Regions from separate parts of the Mus musculus genome. Here region 2 is linked to region 1. Evidence: chromatin loops called from intact Hi-C (ENCODE). Cell type or tissue: heart. All regions are shown on one strand.

Evidence for each region. A loop is a pair of places that touch in the nucleus more often than their neighbours do. Peaks named below come from ENCODE experiments on the same cell type or tissue, not always from the same donor. Only the 100,000 strongest peaks of a DNase experiment are listed, where the experiment ranks them.
Region 2: it touches region 1 in a loop (5-fold over the local background); 5 of 42 quality-filtered maps call a loop at or near these places.

What each region holds. Positions count from the first base shown.
Region 1 is chr14:118,127,971-118,135,970 of GRCm38, forward strand. It overlaps Tgds (TDP-glucose 4,6-dehydratase), which reads right to left and starts at 4,795. Exons shown (of 12, transcript NM_029578.3): 1 at 4,674-4,795; 2 at 2,637-2,703; 3 at 253-321. The coding sequence starts at 4,759. In heart, no CTCF peak of the experiment used is centred here; a DNase peak (open chromatin) is centred at 4,841; H3K4me3 peaks cover 1,952 bases; H3K27ac peaks cover 985 bases; H3K27me3 peaks cover 793 bases.
Region 2 is chr14:118,934,350-118,942,349 of GRCm38, forward strand. It overlaps Dnajc3 (DnaJ heat shock protein family (Hsp40) member C3), which reads left to right and starts at 3,583. Exons shown (of 12, transcript NM_008929.3): 1 at 3,583-3,821. The coding sequence starts at 3,740. In heart, CTCF peaks have their summits at 3,214 and 3,416; DNase peaks (open chromatin) are centred at 3,352 and 4,412; H3K4me3 peaks cover 2,614 bases; H3K27ac peaks cover 1,852 bases.

The sequences.
Region 1 (8,000 bases):
AAAGTGTGCCATCACCACTAACTACCCTACAGCACCGGCGCTCGCCTGCAAGTGTGACTCACGTCATCGTCACAGCACCCAGAGGTCTGCCAAGGTCCCCAAATTCCAGCTGTTTTCCCTCTAAAAGCGGAATTCTCCATCAGGAACTACTTCTGGAATTACCTGACTTTTAACATGTTTGTAACACAAAAAGCTTATGGTTTCTGCAAGACTAAGAGGCACTGTCAAGTGCCCGTAACAAAACTTCCGTACCTGTATAAACTTGTAGTTTTGCTTGTTAGAGACTGGTTCCAGATTCTTCAAGCTTGCACAGTAATCCAGCTTAAGAGAGAGAATATCGGTGAGGAAACGGGACAAAGCAAGCTCTTTCTACAATGTGTCAGTTTAATTTAAAGGTCGTTACATGTTTAACACTATGAAACAAGAACAAGTCTTCCTAAGGTTTCGCACAGTTTTACGCCTTTAAAATTTCTGACCTCCTAAAAGTAAAAGCAGGTCACTGTTACTTCTCAGAAGAGCAAACTCCAAGAGCAGCTGTTACAAGTTTCTCTTTAAAAATGTTCCTGTTCTAACCGTCCTCTGAGAGGCTCCACCTAACAGCAGACAGAAACAGATGCAGAGACACACAGCCAGGAACTCGGGGAATCTCGTGGAGGAGTCAGGGGAAGGATTGTGGGTTCCAAACAGGAAAGGGACTCCACAGGAAGACCAGCAGAGTCAACTAACCTGGACCCTTGAGAGCTCCCAGAGACAGAACCAACAACTAAGAGCAAGCATGGACTGGACCTAGGCCTGGCACATATAAGTAGCAGACGTGCAGCCTGGTCTTTATGTGGCTCCCCCAGTGACTGGAATGAGGGCTGTTTCTGAATTTGTTGCCTGCCCGTGGATCCTATTCCCTAGTATGGCTGCCTTGTCAGGCCTCAGTACTACTCCTGCAATGACCGATTTATAGGGGCTTAGGGGAGGGCGAGAATGGGGGGAATGGGAGAAGGACCTGTGACAGGCGGGTACTAGGAGGAGGGGGGCTGATATTGGGGCGTTAAGTAAATAAATAGATTAATTAAAAAAGAAAGAAAGAAAAGCCGCTGCTTAAGCTCCCTTCAGCAGCTGTAGCTAGAGAAGCTTAGTTCTCAACAGGAAAGGAACAAGCACTTGAAGATAAAACTCCTGCTTTAGACATATCTTCTTCGGCTACCGTGGTAAATAGTGAATGTATTTGAAAAAGAGCTAGCTGAGACTGGAGAGATGACTCGGAGGTTACAAGCACTACCTGCTTGCCGTTCCAGAGGACCAAGCACGAGCTGCTGTTCGAGATGACCTGAGTTTGGTCCCCACCACCTACATCAGTGGCTCACAACCACCTGTGACTGCACTTCTGGTGTTCCAGATGCAAGACCTCTGGCCTTTGAGGGCAACTACACGCATAAACACATAGCCCACATGCAGAACACACACCCCCACCCATAGTTTATTAGTTTTTATTTTTATTTATATACTGTGAGACAGGGTTTCAGTATGTGCCATTGGCTGCCCTGGAATTCCCTATGTAGACCAGGCCGGCCTTGAACCCACAGAGATCCACCTGGCTCTGCTGGTTGTGGTTTTACACAGTAGAAGGATTTACTAAAGAGGCAGATATGCAAGAATCAGAAGTTAAGGGGTAGCCTGGGCTATACCTGGAGAGTGGGCCGGATGACTCAGTGGGCACAAAGGTACTTGCCACCAAGCCTGAACCCAGGAGTCACATAGGGAAGGAAAGAACTATCACCCACAAACGGTCCTATGATCTCCCTACATGCCAGCTATAGCTCACGGATGACCCTGCCCCCAAATAAATAAATGATATGGAAAAGAACTCTGCTTACCTCTTTAGAACATTAAGACGGGAAAAATATGCCGAGAGTTAATGACTATTCTTTGCCTGCACATTTTTTACCACTGTGTTTTATAAAAATAAGAAAACCATTTGTATCTTTTGTTCAAACTAAAGAATCATACTCTTTATGGAGACTTTAACCATGACTTCAAGACTGTCAAGACTAAATTATTTTCACTGTTTTGTTTGTTTGTTTGTTTGTAGACAGGATCTCATGTGCTCCTATGCTGGCCCTGAACTTGCTGTACAGTTCAAGGGTCACCCTAAAGTTCAGACCCTCCTGCCTTGACCTCCCCAGGGCTCAGATCATAAGCAAGTGTCGCAGCAACTGGTTTTCGTTATAGTCTACTGCTAAAAAGAAATATGCATACAGATGTTTCTGGGAGGTAGCAATTATAAAATCAAAGTTAATTTTACAAAGCCAATACCCTCTCAAAATAGTAATCACAAAATTATAGTATATATAGAATTTTTAAAAGGTAAAGCTTTTCTTTGGCTAAAAATACTGCACTTAAAAACATTGAGTTTGTAGGCTAGCAAAATAAAAGTTTCAAAAGCTTTGACCTAAGATTAAACACAGCACGAACACATGACAATGCAGACCCTGAGAGGCTGGGACGACCACAAAGAAAACACAGGAGGAGAATGTCTTGCCAGGCGCTACTCTTCCATTCCCTGGCACTGCTGCCTAAAGCTCCCTGGCTTGGAGGTAAATGGAGGTCGGATTTTAGCACACGAAGCTCATCTGCATACTTACCTTGTCTAGATTTACGATCATATAGTCGGGATAATCCTCTACTAGGGAGACAATCACATGGGACGCACTACAAGAAGACGAGATCTTTGTGAGTGGCAAGCATTAACCTCCCTCGATTCTTAACATCCCCTAAGCCGTGGCGTGGTGCGGAAATAGTAAGAGGTAACGCACCACACACAGGCACTTTTAACCCTATAAACAAACTCTTGTATCTTCCCTGTGCCACATAAAACTGCCTGGCACTGAGAATGAAGAAAAAGCAAGTTTAATCAAAGGATGGAACCCACACATGCCGTGAGTGTGAGCACAGGAAATGTAAAATCTGGTCGGGGTAACTGCACAAGTCCAGTTTGCTTTCCAAGGCCTGGGGTGGATTTATACAGATAACAAATGACAGCATACTCACTGTCATTTGCCTATGCTTACAGTGACTTCTGCAACTGCTCTCTTGGTACTATACTATAAGTTGGCTTGTGTAAGCCTAAAATCTCAGGAGGGCTCTGGACTAAACCCAGGTTTCCTAGATTAATGATAGCTGAGTTTGAGCTTGGTACTGACAGTGGTTCCTGGAACTCAGAGGACCCTGAAATGGAGCTATCTCAGTAAAAGAAACATATATATATATAAACATATTTTGGGCTCTGGGGAGTAATGGCTAGCACTGGCCAATTGTAAAGGTGAAGTTTGTTCTTGGTGAAAAACTTCACTTTCCTTCATTTTCTAGGACATTCTTTGTGAACAAGCCCTTCCATGCAAGTACATGCATTTCCCCACGTACACGTCTGTTAATTAAGTGAATCTCAGCTTCCTGCTACCTACTCTCAGCAAAGTGTCTGTGGATTTAAAAGGCCCACTGCATGTTCTTGGGCAGTAACCAAGACTCTCTGACCCCTCCCCATGCAGGAGACACTACAAGGACAGAACTTCCTGTGGATCGCTCACGCATCCATCCACTCAACTCTTACAGAAGACCTTCACGATATGGCCCTGACCTTTCTTTCTGTGGGAGCTTAATGAACATCAGTCTACTCTCACACAGTTTATACTCTAGAAGAAGGGCAAGGCCATAAACAAGTAAACACAAGTACTCAATGTAATTTCAGGTAGTGCTGAGTGGATGGGTGGCCTAAGGTGTTCCCATAAGCACTCTGAAGGTGATATGCGGGTAAATTAACAGCCTATGCAACTGCCTCAAGTCGGGAAGCAGCACTAACCTCCTGTGCTCCGAGAAGCCTGAGAGGGTTGTGGGCGAGTACAGAAAAGCAAGAGACTAGGTTGGGAAGCAGGGCTCGAGCACCCGAGTCTTCTAGATCGGATAAAGACCCTGGACTTTCATTACAAGTCTCACAGAAACCATGACTGTAAAACTCTATGCAGCTGCATCTATCTCACTTAGGAACACACTCTACAAAGTGTAAAGAAAACGCGCGAGATCAACAGGAGAGGGATAGTAGCAGTGTTCTAAGGAAAAGGAGGCAGGGAACAGAAGTCAAATTAAGAATAAGCTTTGACACAAATAGAAAGGACAGTTTCACGGTAGGTGGGTGTGAGCCTCAAACAGGTTGGGAATAACAAAGGATTTGTAAACAGTTTCTAAAAAAGAGAAGACAAGACAAAGAGTCCCATTACGATCGATCCTCACATCGTGTAGAGGCGAGCTTTTGGAAAGGCCTTCATCTGCTGGCCGGAGCTTTGTCAGAGAGCGGGAAGAAAAGGGAATGAAACTGATGTGTGCTTCTCAGAAAAGTGACAGGTGGTAAACACCCCCGGGCAGGTAGGGGGTGGGACAGCAGCAAGGCACTCCTGAGTTCCCCTTTTTGTGGGGAAGGTGTTAAAGAAGTCGCATTTTCGAAGCAACCTCGTCTTGGCTGGCCAGAAAGTGAGGGAAACCGGATGGACATCCGGGCTGTGCATTGGGACCCTCCCCATAACGGATCTGCAAAGTCGTGGACCCGAAGTGCAAAAGACAAGGAGAACCGCAGGGCAAGGTTAGGATTTGTGGGGAGAAACTTCTCAGCCACCAGCACCGTTACCTACATGAAACCAGCACCCCCGGTCACCAGGACCCGCTTCGCGAAGCTGCCGGGAGGACCAGAACGCTCCTCCCGGCTCGCAGCGGACATCTTCAGCTCTGCAGAGCCAGCGCCGTAAAGCGCGGCGTCTGAAGAACCGAGGGAAGCAGCTTCACGACGCTTTACGACATGCCCCGCCCCCGACACGTTCAAAGGAAGTCGCAGAGGCTTCCGGGTTCTCCCAGACCCCAAAAGAGGGGCGGAGCCGGCAGTGGCACTGCGCAGGCGCGCACTCTCTAGCCCATAGTCACCAGCTAGGAGAAATTAGGGTCATTGGTACTAGGGTCTGGAATATTTTCTAAGCAAGTGTCACCAGCATGGATTACTACTATAGGTGCTTAGAAATTCGGAGTTATGAATCGATGCCTTCATTTTTGAACTTCAGCTATGCTCATAGACTAACACCCAGCTGAGCAGAATCCTCTAGAATGTATGCAGTATGGAAATGGAAAGTTGCATTGCAAAATTATGTTTCACTGTTGTAAATACTGTCACAAAAGGCGAAGGCCGCTTGCAATCATGATAAGTAAGTTTTGCAGAGTTCCCTGGAAGGTTTTACTCTCTTCTCTTGTCTGCTCACTGTGCCCCAATCCTGGTCCTTCTTGCTCTTATTTATATTACCAGGTGTTCTTCCCTGGTCTACCTGCCCTTTCCTCGGATGTCTGACTAGTGTTTACCTCCTTCAGTTCTCAGTTTGAGTGCCATCTTCCTATTAGAGTCATTCCTTGACTCTAACCATGCAGAACCATTTTTTTTTTTTTGTTTTCTTCTTATCATTCATCAACAAATTGGCCACTGATGTAATTTCTCACTGTCTCTGCTCCATGGAGGTAAGGCCATTCATTTCTCTGGGACCAGATCTATCACACACTCATCAACAAGTGGGCTTATCATATGATTGCTCACTGCTGTTTATATTATAGTCTGCTGCTTTCTATGAATTCGGAGGCTCTACCAAGTGGGAGTGATTAGAAGTCATATTAATTTTTTATGTACCGAGGCATCAAAAAAAAAAAAAAAAAGCCTGTCTTCAGTGAAAGAGAATAACATTACTGATCAAGAAGAAAGACATGAAGCCAGCAGGTGATAGCACACACCTCTAGTGCCAGCACCTGGGAGGCAGAAGCAGATGGATCTCTGAGTTCAAGGACAGCCTGGTCTACAGAGTGAGTTTCGGGACAGCCAGGTTACACAGAGAAACCCTGTCTCAAGCACACACACACACACACACACACACACACACACACACACACACGAGACAAAGGGAAAGTGCCTACAGTAATCAAAGCCCATGCTCTGCTTTTCCTTTAGAATCAACCTCACCCACGTTCTTGGTTTACCATTTACACAATTAAAGCTTTCAACAACTTAAACTTAGTAGGGTTTTATTTTATCAAACAATGAAAAACCTGGCAATGCTCTGAAAGAAAGGTTCAGAGAGCACCATCAAGAAACCCAGGCAGTCAATCTGTATAAACAAAGGCTGGAGGGAAGTGTGGCCCAGTGGTTAAGAACGCTAGTTTCTCTTCCAGAGGACCCAGGTTAGATTCCTAGCACCCACATGGTAGCTCACAACCTTCTGTAACTCCAATTCCAGGGTATTGGAAGTCCATGAGCACTGTGCCCATACGGTACATGTAAACAAGAGTCCTATACACAAGAATATAAATCTCGGAAGTAATGGTTAGGAGAGACTTTACAGGTTATGGATCTAATTGTGCCTTCTCAAAGGGAACAATATCTCTCCCACATACAAACATAGTTGGTCAGTTGGGAGCATGCTGGCTGGCTAAAGCTGACTAAGTTAGGTTGCAGTTCTGATGTAGCAATTCAAAATACTGGGGACAGTCTCCAGGCAAATTTAGTTTAACTCTACATATATTTGCAGAGGCTTATCTGAAAATATCCACTGGAAAATATTAACAAAGGCTACATTTCAGTATTGGGCATAGGCAAGGAAATTGGGAAGTCACAACTTAAAATGTTGCTCTATACACTTTTGGCTATGAGTTCTTCTAAGCTGCTTGCTCAGTTTTATTTCCTCAGGTGAAGGAATGGGATGAGAGCCATACCCAAGTCGCACGAATACATGGCTTGCCTGAGACCAGCACATTACTTTCTCTGTTCTAACCATCCCTTGGCCTAGGCTTTCATACCATCTAATCTTTCAAGCTGACTGGTTTAATCCAGTTTCTCTTGGCTTCTAACTGAATTGCATTGCTTGGCCTCATACTACCTTTGACAATCTGTTCTAATCTCCGGGTTCCTTCTCATTCTCTCTTCACCCGTGTCTAACTTGTTCTCTCTGAAACCTGTCTTTGTAAAAACTGTCCTGGTATAAAAGTGCTCTGTCTCTGTCTCTCTCTCTCATTGCCTCCCTTTCCTGTGCTGTCTTGAGTTCATTGGACATATCCTTTCTCTGACTCATCTGTCAAATCTTTCTCTGATTCATCACTTTGTCTGCCCATCAATTAGGCATCACTTTCAAACATGGCTGTTTCCTCCTAGGAACTAACTTTACCTACATTGTTAGGGATTAAAGGTGTGCACTAAGGTGTCTGTATTTCAGGCAAATGATACTTTAATCAGAGCATATCTGCATTCCAGCCAGATCACATAGATCTAGAATGTCTTTAGATGTGAACCCTTGCTAAAGCAGCCATGTTGCTGGATTAAAATTTCTCTACATGCATGAATTACTCTTATATTTAAAAATAATTAGGATAAAAATTAAAAGTCTCAAAAATACGAATACCCTTATTCTGGGAATCCAGAAGCGCCGAAACTGCTGTTGATGGGGCTTCTTTATTTAAGATGAAGTATGTGGTGAGGACATGCTTTTGTGTTATAAAAAAACATCTTGTTGGATGAAGATAATTTGTACGAACTTATTCGTGACACAATTTTGAGTTGCTGCACTCACCACCTCTGACCATCTTCATCTTACAGTAGAGTGAGAAATTCAGATGAGCTGGAGGTCATTTACAGAATTTTGTGGTAACTGACCTGGTAAGGAGTAAGGTGTTCTGGTTGCACTGAAGTCTGATACAGTCTGAACGTGTCAGAAGGGCTTCTTCGAGTGTGTTGAAAAAGGAGAATCTAGAAAAAAAAAAAAAAAAAAAAAAAAGAGCAAAGTGAAGCAAAGGAGAGGAACCGTAGAAAATACTCCAGCGAAGGATTTGCAAATGTCATCGACACAGGGGTTTAGGGTGGGTATGGAATTGATAGGGTTAAGGATGGGTGTTGTGATCATAAAAAGAGAAAGAGCTCTAACTATATGTTCTGGTGGAGT
Region 2 (8,000 bases), 810 kb after region 1:
GTTTAGCTTGCTTCGGTCTCTGCTGCTGTGTCTGTCTTTCCTCTTCTGTTTAGTTTAGTGTGATAATCTCCCAATCACATTGCTTGACCTCTAAAATTTGTCAACAAACATTCCCATGAGGTAAGTTCTTTGCTTGAAACCCTTTGGTAACTTCCTGCTTTCAATATAATATTTAGACTACTTCTGACAGACTAAAAGGTTCCTGACAAGACAGCCCCGGCTCAAGATGGCTTGCTTGAACAGGTTCTTGTGTACGGTGTCGAGGAACAGAGAGCACCCTGAGTTGTGATTGGGTTTCAATGCTAGTTAGACAATGTGATGCTCCTGTGACACTCGACAGAGGCAAGAGGGGCAGCTTCCCCTTGGCCTCCTCCTTGCCCTCCTCCACCTCCTGTTCTTCATCCTACTCCCCCCCCCCCCCACCTCCCCTGAGCATACCGGATTGCGTTCACTAGGTTCCATCTATTGATTGCATCTCATGCCCAGTACTTTGACCTTTCCATGGGCTTAGCCGGATGTGACGTCATCCTCGGAGGTAGCGCTTGCTTTCTACCTCTTGCGGCCAGGTTACATCACTGTACTTTGAGCACCTGGTCCCCTGCTGCAGTGCCATTTTGGGAGGGTGTAGAGCCTCTGGCACATAGGACCTAGCTGGCTAATGTAGGCTTTCAGGGCTTTTAAGGCCTTGACAATTACAGCGTAGCCTTGCTTCCGGTCCTATCTCTGCTTCCTAATTCCACAAGATGACCGAGGACCGTATTCCTCAGGCTTTTATTTCCGCAGCTACCAAGCGCTCCCTGCTCGATGCGCTGATATCCTCTGCGACTGTGAGCTAATCAAGCCTTTCTTCCTTGTCAGGTCTCAGCCGCGAGAGCAGCAGTAGACGTTATTTTTTGTAAAACCATCTTTTCTCAAGGGATACTTTGTGTATTGTAGTTCTTACATACAGGATTTTTAGGTGTTTGCTCAGTGACTGTTAGAGAGGCTCTCAGCACTCCTTGCTATTCACAGTCTACAACACAAATATATTGTTTTAAAAAACAATTCCTTTCCTTAGGAAACTTTTCAGTTCTTTTCAAGGCCAGAAGCATAAGGCACATCGAGGGATCAGACACAAGTGTTTTCACTTTTTCTTTTTTCTCATTCAAGATACTTCAGTGTTTTGTTGGTTCCTTTGGCCAGAAGGTCCTCACTTGTGTGGGGTCTTCACTTGAGGGCAGTGGGCTTGTCTACCACCTTTGCACTCCACCTTATGAGTCATGTGTCTGTGTGTATCTCAAACAAACACATTTCAACAACACCTGACGCTTCTTCATTTTGCTTTTTAAAATTTTTTTTTTTAATTTTGCTCCTATATTTTGCTCTTTAGCAACATCTTTGGACACTACTACAGTTTAGAAGAACATTAACCTGCTTCATAAAACTTCACTGTTGAGGGTTTGGGGTCATACCCAGTCTACAGATGAGGACAATTGATATAATAGCCCTGATTCCCTGAATCTAAATAGTGTGCTTTTCACCAAGGCTCACCAGGGACTCATTTCTTCCAACCAGGAACCATTTCCTTTACATTCTCTCTCTCTCTCTCTCTCTCTCTCTCTCTCTCTCTCTCTCTCTCTCCCAATTTGGTTTTTTGAGACAGGGTTTCTCTGTATAGCCCTGGCTGTTCTGTAACTCACTTTGTAGACCAGCCTCAAACTCAGAAATCCGCCTGCCTCTGCCTCTGCCTCCTGAGTGCTGGGATTAAAGGCATGCACCACCATGCCCGGCACATTCTATTTCTTTGGAACAGAACAAGACCTTTCTTCCTTTTTTCACCCTTTGTAGTGTATCTTCAGGAAATCACAAATATGTTAGGTTTCAAATTTGAGACAAATGGCTGAGGTCCTATTTAACATAGCAAAGTTCTCCCAACATCCCTCAGTCCCTATGTGTTGCAGCTATGGCAGGCAAGTCCAGCCCTTTACTCAGAATTCTCCAGCTTTGGGGCTGGGCTTCCCTTCCTCCAGAGGCGCTTCCCTATATAACCCAGCCGTTTTGGCCAGCCATCTTTCTTTTTCTTTTTGGTAACCTTTGCCCTCTTGGCTGCTGCACCTGGTTCCCTTCCCCCTTTTCTCACACAGCTCAGGGCCATGTCCACTCTCCCAGATGTCTCTATCTCCCTTTTACCTACACCATACCTAAGAGCAGCCACGTCCTTTTTTTCATTCAAAAGTCATCATAATGTGTAAGTCCTTGTAAGCATGAAGTAACACTAAGGTATCAAAAGCTTTGAATAACAAACCCACGTTATTTAGCGATGTGTAAAACGTTGCTGCCATATAGTGTCTGTTCAAACAGAGCAGCTATGGGCGTAACCTACCTGATTAATTTAACGACAATCTTGTCCAAGTTCTTATGTCTTTGAATGAAATAGGCACAGTAAAGAAACCCAAATAGACACTTGGTGGGTGTATAAGAGAAAAGTTTATTCCAAACTAAGGTCATTGCTTGGGAAAGCAGAGGGCTAATACTGAAGACTGAGCAAGTAATGGGTAGGGACTTTGTTATGTAGGGTGAGCTAAAGGCACTGGAAGCATTTTAAGGATGCATCAATAGATACTTAGTCTAGGGCAGGAAATAGCCCCAGAAACCATTAAGCCAACCTAAAAAAAAAAGTGATTCTGGAAGTTTCTTTGGCGAGACTGAGAGGACTGCGGATTTTAAGAGAGCCACCCAGACCAACTGTGAGACTTGGTAGAATGGCTCTTGCATCTCTGATCCACTAGCAGACCTCAATAGTGTCAGGTCCCCCAAGAAATTCCTTTCCCCCAGGTAGGGCATCTAGACAAAAGCCAGCATTCCCTCGGGGTGGTGGTGGTGGTGAAGATAGTTCCTACTTGCTAAGTGGAGTTATTCTCCTATCTCTGGGAAAAGGGACATTTGGCTCTTCCATTAACTTATGACAGTGGGGTCTATTAGCCCGTCAAGGTCCCATATAACCCAGAAGATAAATCCCCACCATCACCCCAGCCCGCGCAGCGCTTCTCTCTGCTTTCCCGAGAGACAGCCTTCGCAGTTTGGAATAAACTTTTTTTTTCCCCTTTTCACCCACGGAGTGGCTATTTGGGTTTCTTCCCCCATTTCATTCAAGAAGTCCAGTCATCTCTCTCGGACGTCCCTGGAGACTTCCTGAGACTCTCTGGCCTTACCAGCCCAGGCGGCGGCGCCTTATCCCCCAACACTACCCGAAGGAATCTGGGCTCGCTCCAGGAACCCGCCGCCCCTGCCAAGCCAGCCCGCGAGGCCGGCCCAGAAGGGCTCTAGGGCCCGCGCATGCGGACTCGGCGGCCGCAGCCCGGCCTCCCCAGCCTCTTCCTCCTCGGCGCTCGGCGGCGGTTTGGAGCCCGCTGACAGCTCCACGACCAGCGGACGCAGCCTCGTCTTGTGCTTCCACGTTATCCTATCAGAGGCGGGGCGGGGCGCCAGCCCCCACAACCAATCAGCGCCAACCACGACCCGGGCGAGCTGGGCCGCTCTGTGGCCAGAAGGAAGGCGATTGGGCGGCGGCGGCGCCCGGGGCGTGGCTCCGCGGGCCCCGCCTACCGCTGTTTTCCGCCGCCGGGCGCCAGCCGCCGCTGAGGCCCGAGCGCTGACCGAGCGAGCGAGCGAGTGGACGGGGCGCTTCGCTGCGGGCTGTTGGCCGCGCGGGCTGCTGGGCCGCGCACCTTCCTGCTCTTCGGCTCAGGCGCCCTTGGACATGGTGGCCCCCGGCTCGGTGGGCAGCCGGCTGGGCGCGGTGTTCCCGTTCCTGCTGGTCCTGGTGGACCTGCAGTACGAAGGTGAGTCCCGCCCTGCTCCCGGGGCGGGCTTCGGGTCCCGGTCCCGGCTGGGAGCGGCGCTCCGGGGCGCGAGGCTGGGTCCGAGCCCGGTTCCGGTTCCGTGGGCTGAGAGGCGGGACTGGCGGGCCGCGCGCGCGAGGCCGGTTTCGGCGGCCTGGGCCAGCGCAGCCGGGAGTCCGGCGTCCGGGGGACCCTGGATCGGGGGTGCCGGGAGGAGGCGAAACGGCGGCATGCACGGGACGGGTCCCGGTTCCGGAGTGGCGGGCCAGGGCCCTTTCCGAAGCCAGTCCCATTCCCTCACGACCCCGCGTCGGGCGCGCAACTTAGGCTGGTGCCTGGAGAAGCCCACCTCTGGGCTCGGAGCTCCCGGCGCCTAACTTGCTGGGCTGGCTGTGGCTTCACAGTTCCCAGCAAGGCGACATTCAACTTTGTCCCCCCACTGACGTTACTTTTTCTAGTCATCGCAAAAAAAAAAAAAAAAAAAAGTCTCTTAAAAAAAAAAATAGGGAGCGCTTACGTTTCACCCTGGGCTCCAGACTGGAATGTTGGCTACTCCCAACAGAATAGCAAAAAATAGAGGCCTGTCCTATCTTGGGTGTCAGAGCGGGGAGGAGTTAGACATTGAAGCCCCAAATGCCCACTGAACTTCCCAACTTGGTTACGGTGCTGTAGTGACATCTGTCCTGGGCACTGCTCTGTACTCATTCCTGTAAGTCTGGGGATAGTTGTCATGGAAAGAGTAAACAGTTGAATATTCCATTTGGAGGGACTGAGGAACTGAAATTGGGAACAGTTTATGATGAAACCATCATAGAAGTCTATGCGGGTTTCTTTCTTTCTTTTTTTTAAAGACATATGCTTAGGTTTTTAACCATTAAAGGTATGGTTTTTGTTGGTTTTGGCTTCCTGATCACCATACGTTCTTTGAACCCCAAATCAGAATGTGTACTGTGGCAATATTGAGACCAATAATTTGATGTTGGAGCCAGCCTCAAAAGTGAGGGGATTGGAATTTGAAGGCCTGGACCACTTTAGTATGGGTCATATGTTCTAACTTTCTTTCATTTTCTAATTCTTTCCATCTGCATTGATTGTGCCCAGTTATCATTAGTGACTTATTTTAGTAACTTAAGGGAAAGTTGTCTATGCTCTACTTAGTGTCGATTTAACTTACTCTCCAGACATGGGAGTGCTTATTTTTGTTTGCCTTACCTCATCCAGGAGCTTGTAGATCAAGCACCTTATTCGAGTTTCTGTTCTTTGCAGGATTAGGACTTTTAGCATTTCATCTCTCTACTGTGGTATTTCTATAAGAAAACTCCGAGTTTTCCCGTCAGGAAAGCACCAGTGGCCTCTCTGAGGAGAAAGCCAGTGTTGCTTTTCCAGGAGTATTACCTGTGCAGAATGGCAGGTGATGGAGAAGGAAAGAGCATTTCTGTAAGCCAGCTCTTATTCCACAGAGATATGTGATAGTCTCTGTGTTACACATCTGGGAGCTGGTGTTCCAAGAGCTTAATGAAAATTTATCTTGGGACTGGAGAAATGGTTAGTGTGTTTGTTGGCCTTGCAGAAGACTGGAGTTGCATTCCTAGTACCAGATCAGGATGCAGTGAGTTAGTTGTAATTACTCACAACTCAGTCTTCTGGTTCCACAAGCACCCAAAGAGGGGTGTGTGTGTGGGTGGGGGGTGGGGAGAGAGGGAGAGAGGTGGGGTATGAGAGAATGAGAGAACACATGCACACACATGAGCCCTTGTGTGTGTGTACACAGAGTAAAGAAAATCTTTAAAAATAAAATTTACCTCTGTATGAAGGTGGGAACAGGAAATTGTACATAGCATTCACTTCAAGCATTTTAAAGTCGGACGGCCGAGCAAAATCAGCCTTTTAAGTTAGCAATAGAAAGTGACAGGGGGGGTGGTTTCCTGGCAGGCTCAGTGTAGTGGTCTTCCCAGGTGTGCTGGCTCATACCTGTGATTTCAGCAATCAAGAAGCTAAGGCAGGAGGATTATCATCAATTAAAGAGTGTTAGGCCACTCTGAGCTACTGTTTACTTTGTCTAAAAACAAACCCAAAACCAAAAGAAAACCCAAGACCAAACAACCCTCCCCTAAACAAAACAGAACAAAAACCAAAAATCCTCAAATACCAAAACCTGCTTTTCCTCCCAAAACAGTGGTTCTCCAGCTTGATTGTATACCAGAATCTCACATAGAATACTTGTAAGAGTTGGGCACACTTACAGAACGTCTGATTTAGTAGGTCTTGATGGAAAGTGAAATTTTCATTTCTGAGAGGATCCCAGATGACCACATTTTGAGAATCACTGGTGTAATAAAGTATCTGTAGGAATTGAATTAGAGGTTATGCTGTTTGTTAGAATTGGTGATGAGGTTATTAAGATACAGAGTAGCAAATTGTTAGCTTCTGTTTTCTTAAATGGCTTAGTTATATCTGGGTCCATTAGCCTCTGTCTTGAGGAGGCATGCAGGTCAGGTGCTGCCACACTGCACTTAAGGCTGCAGAGAGAAGACATAAGGGAGAGTTCTGTGAGAACAGGAAACGTGAAACACAGTTTCGTACTGTAGAGATGGAGTGGCACACCTCAGTGGCCTGCTTTTTTCCTGATTTAAACTGGGCTTTTCTGTTGTAATCCACAGGAGGGAAGCATATATCATTGGCTGACTCTTCAAATTTCCTTTCTGAGAGGTTTTGAAAGAAAGCTAGAGCAGGAGAAATAGAATTTTTGAGTAGAAAGAAAATTGTAGGGACTGGAGGTGGCCCTGTTAAGAGGCTGCCAGCATCGCACAAGCAGCTCCAGGGAGCCGAGGTGCCGGGGTGCCTTCTCTCTCACACTAGAGAGACACACGTGAGATCCAAGCAGAGGAAGACATCTTAGCACTCTCACATTACAAATAAGATTATTTCATTTTATTGCTAGTGGCTTGGTGAGTTGAGTATGAATACAGACAAAAAACATTTTGTTGTCTTAGTTTTCTTTTTCTCTTGACCTATATCACATTTCCTGTTCTCATAGAACTTTCCCTTATGTCTTCTCTCTCCAGCCATAAGTGCAGTGTGGCACCACCTGACCTGCATGTGTCCTCAAAACTAAGGTCAATGAACCCAGTTATAACTAACCACCACCCCACCCCCAGGGTCACACTGTGCAGCCTTGTCTGCCCTGGAACTCACTGTGTAGACCAGGCTGGCCTCTAACTCTGCCTCTGCTGGGATTAAAGGTGTGTGCCACCTTGGTAGACTGGGAACCAGTTTTTAAAATTTTTTTATTTTTTTATTTTTATTTTTTTAATAGTATGTATTTTAATAGCAAACTTACAGGAACAGCACAGAAGACAGACAACATTAAAAGCCCTTATTTGCATGAGGACATCTCAGAAAAGGATAGTGAGTGGTGGAATCTACTGGGTGCTAACAATGCTACAGACACTGTTTATTGCCACCAACAAGGAATTTAATTAATTTTTTAAAAAATCCAAATGCTGGCATTGTCCAGAAAATGTTAACATGTTTATTTATAATTGCTATGAAGTTGAAATGTGTTCACTGGAACAGTTTGCTTGCATTAATGCTTTCCATCTTGCATTTATATTAAAAATTCACACACAAATAAACATGGAAAAACGCCAATACCCGATGCTGTCCCCTATGTTTCCACTCGCAATCATATACTTAGGTACCTTTGACCCCATTGGGGTTGGGGTGGGGAACTACTGACAACAACAACAAGAAGAAAAACAATTTCTTGAGAATGAAATGTTTCCCCTCATAGTGACTCTTAAGCATGTTCTCCGCGTGTGTGGCGGGCTAGCTGGATATCTTTTGGCATAATTGCTGCATGTTTGGTGTGGATAGCACAGTTTGGTCCTTTCAGAAGGGCCAACCAGCTAGGCCTCACTTGCCTCCTGCAAATCACCAGTAGTCGCACGCTGGAAGCGCAGGTCTGTTTTGAAGTCCTGAGCACTTTCTCGCACCAGACGCTAACAGGGGAGCCTGTGAGTCAGAAGCTCAGTGGCCTTCTGAGAGCGTCTGCTGTGCCACCGTACCAGGCCTGTAACGCTGTACCATGAGGTTTCTTCACCCCTCTAGTAGAGGGTGCACTCTGTGGCGAGGCTTTTGTAGCCAGTTGTTTCCTCAGTGCTTTAGCACCGGTGGATC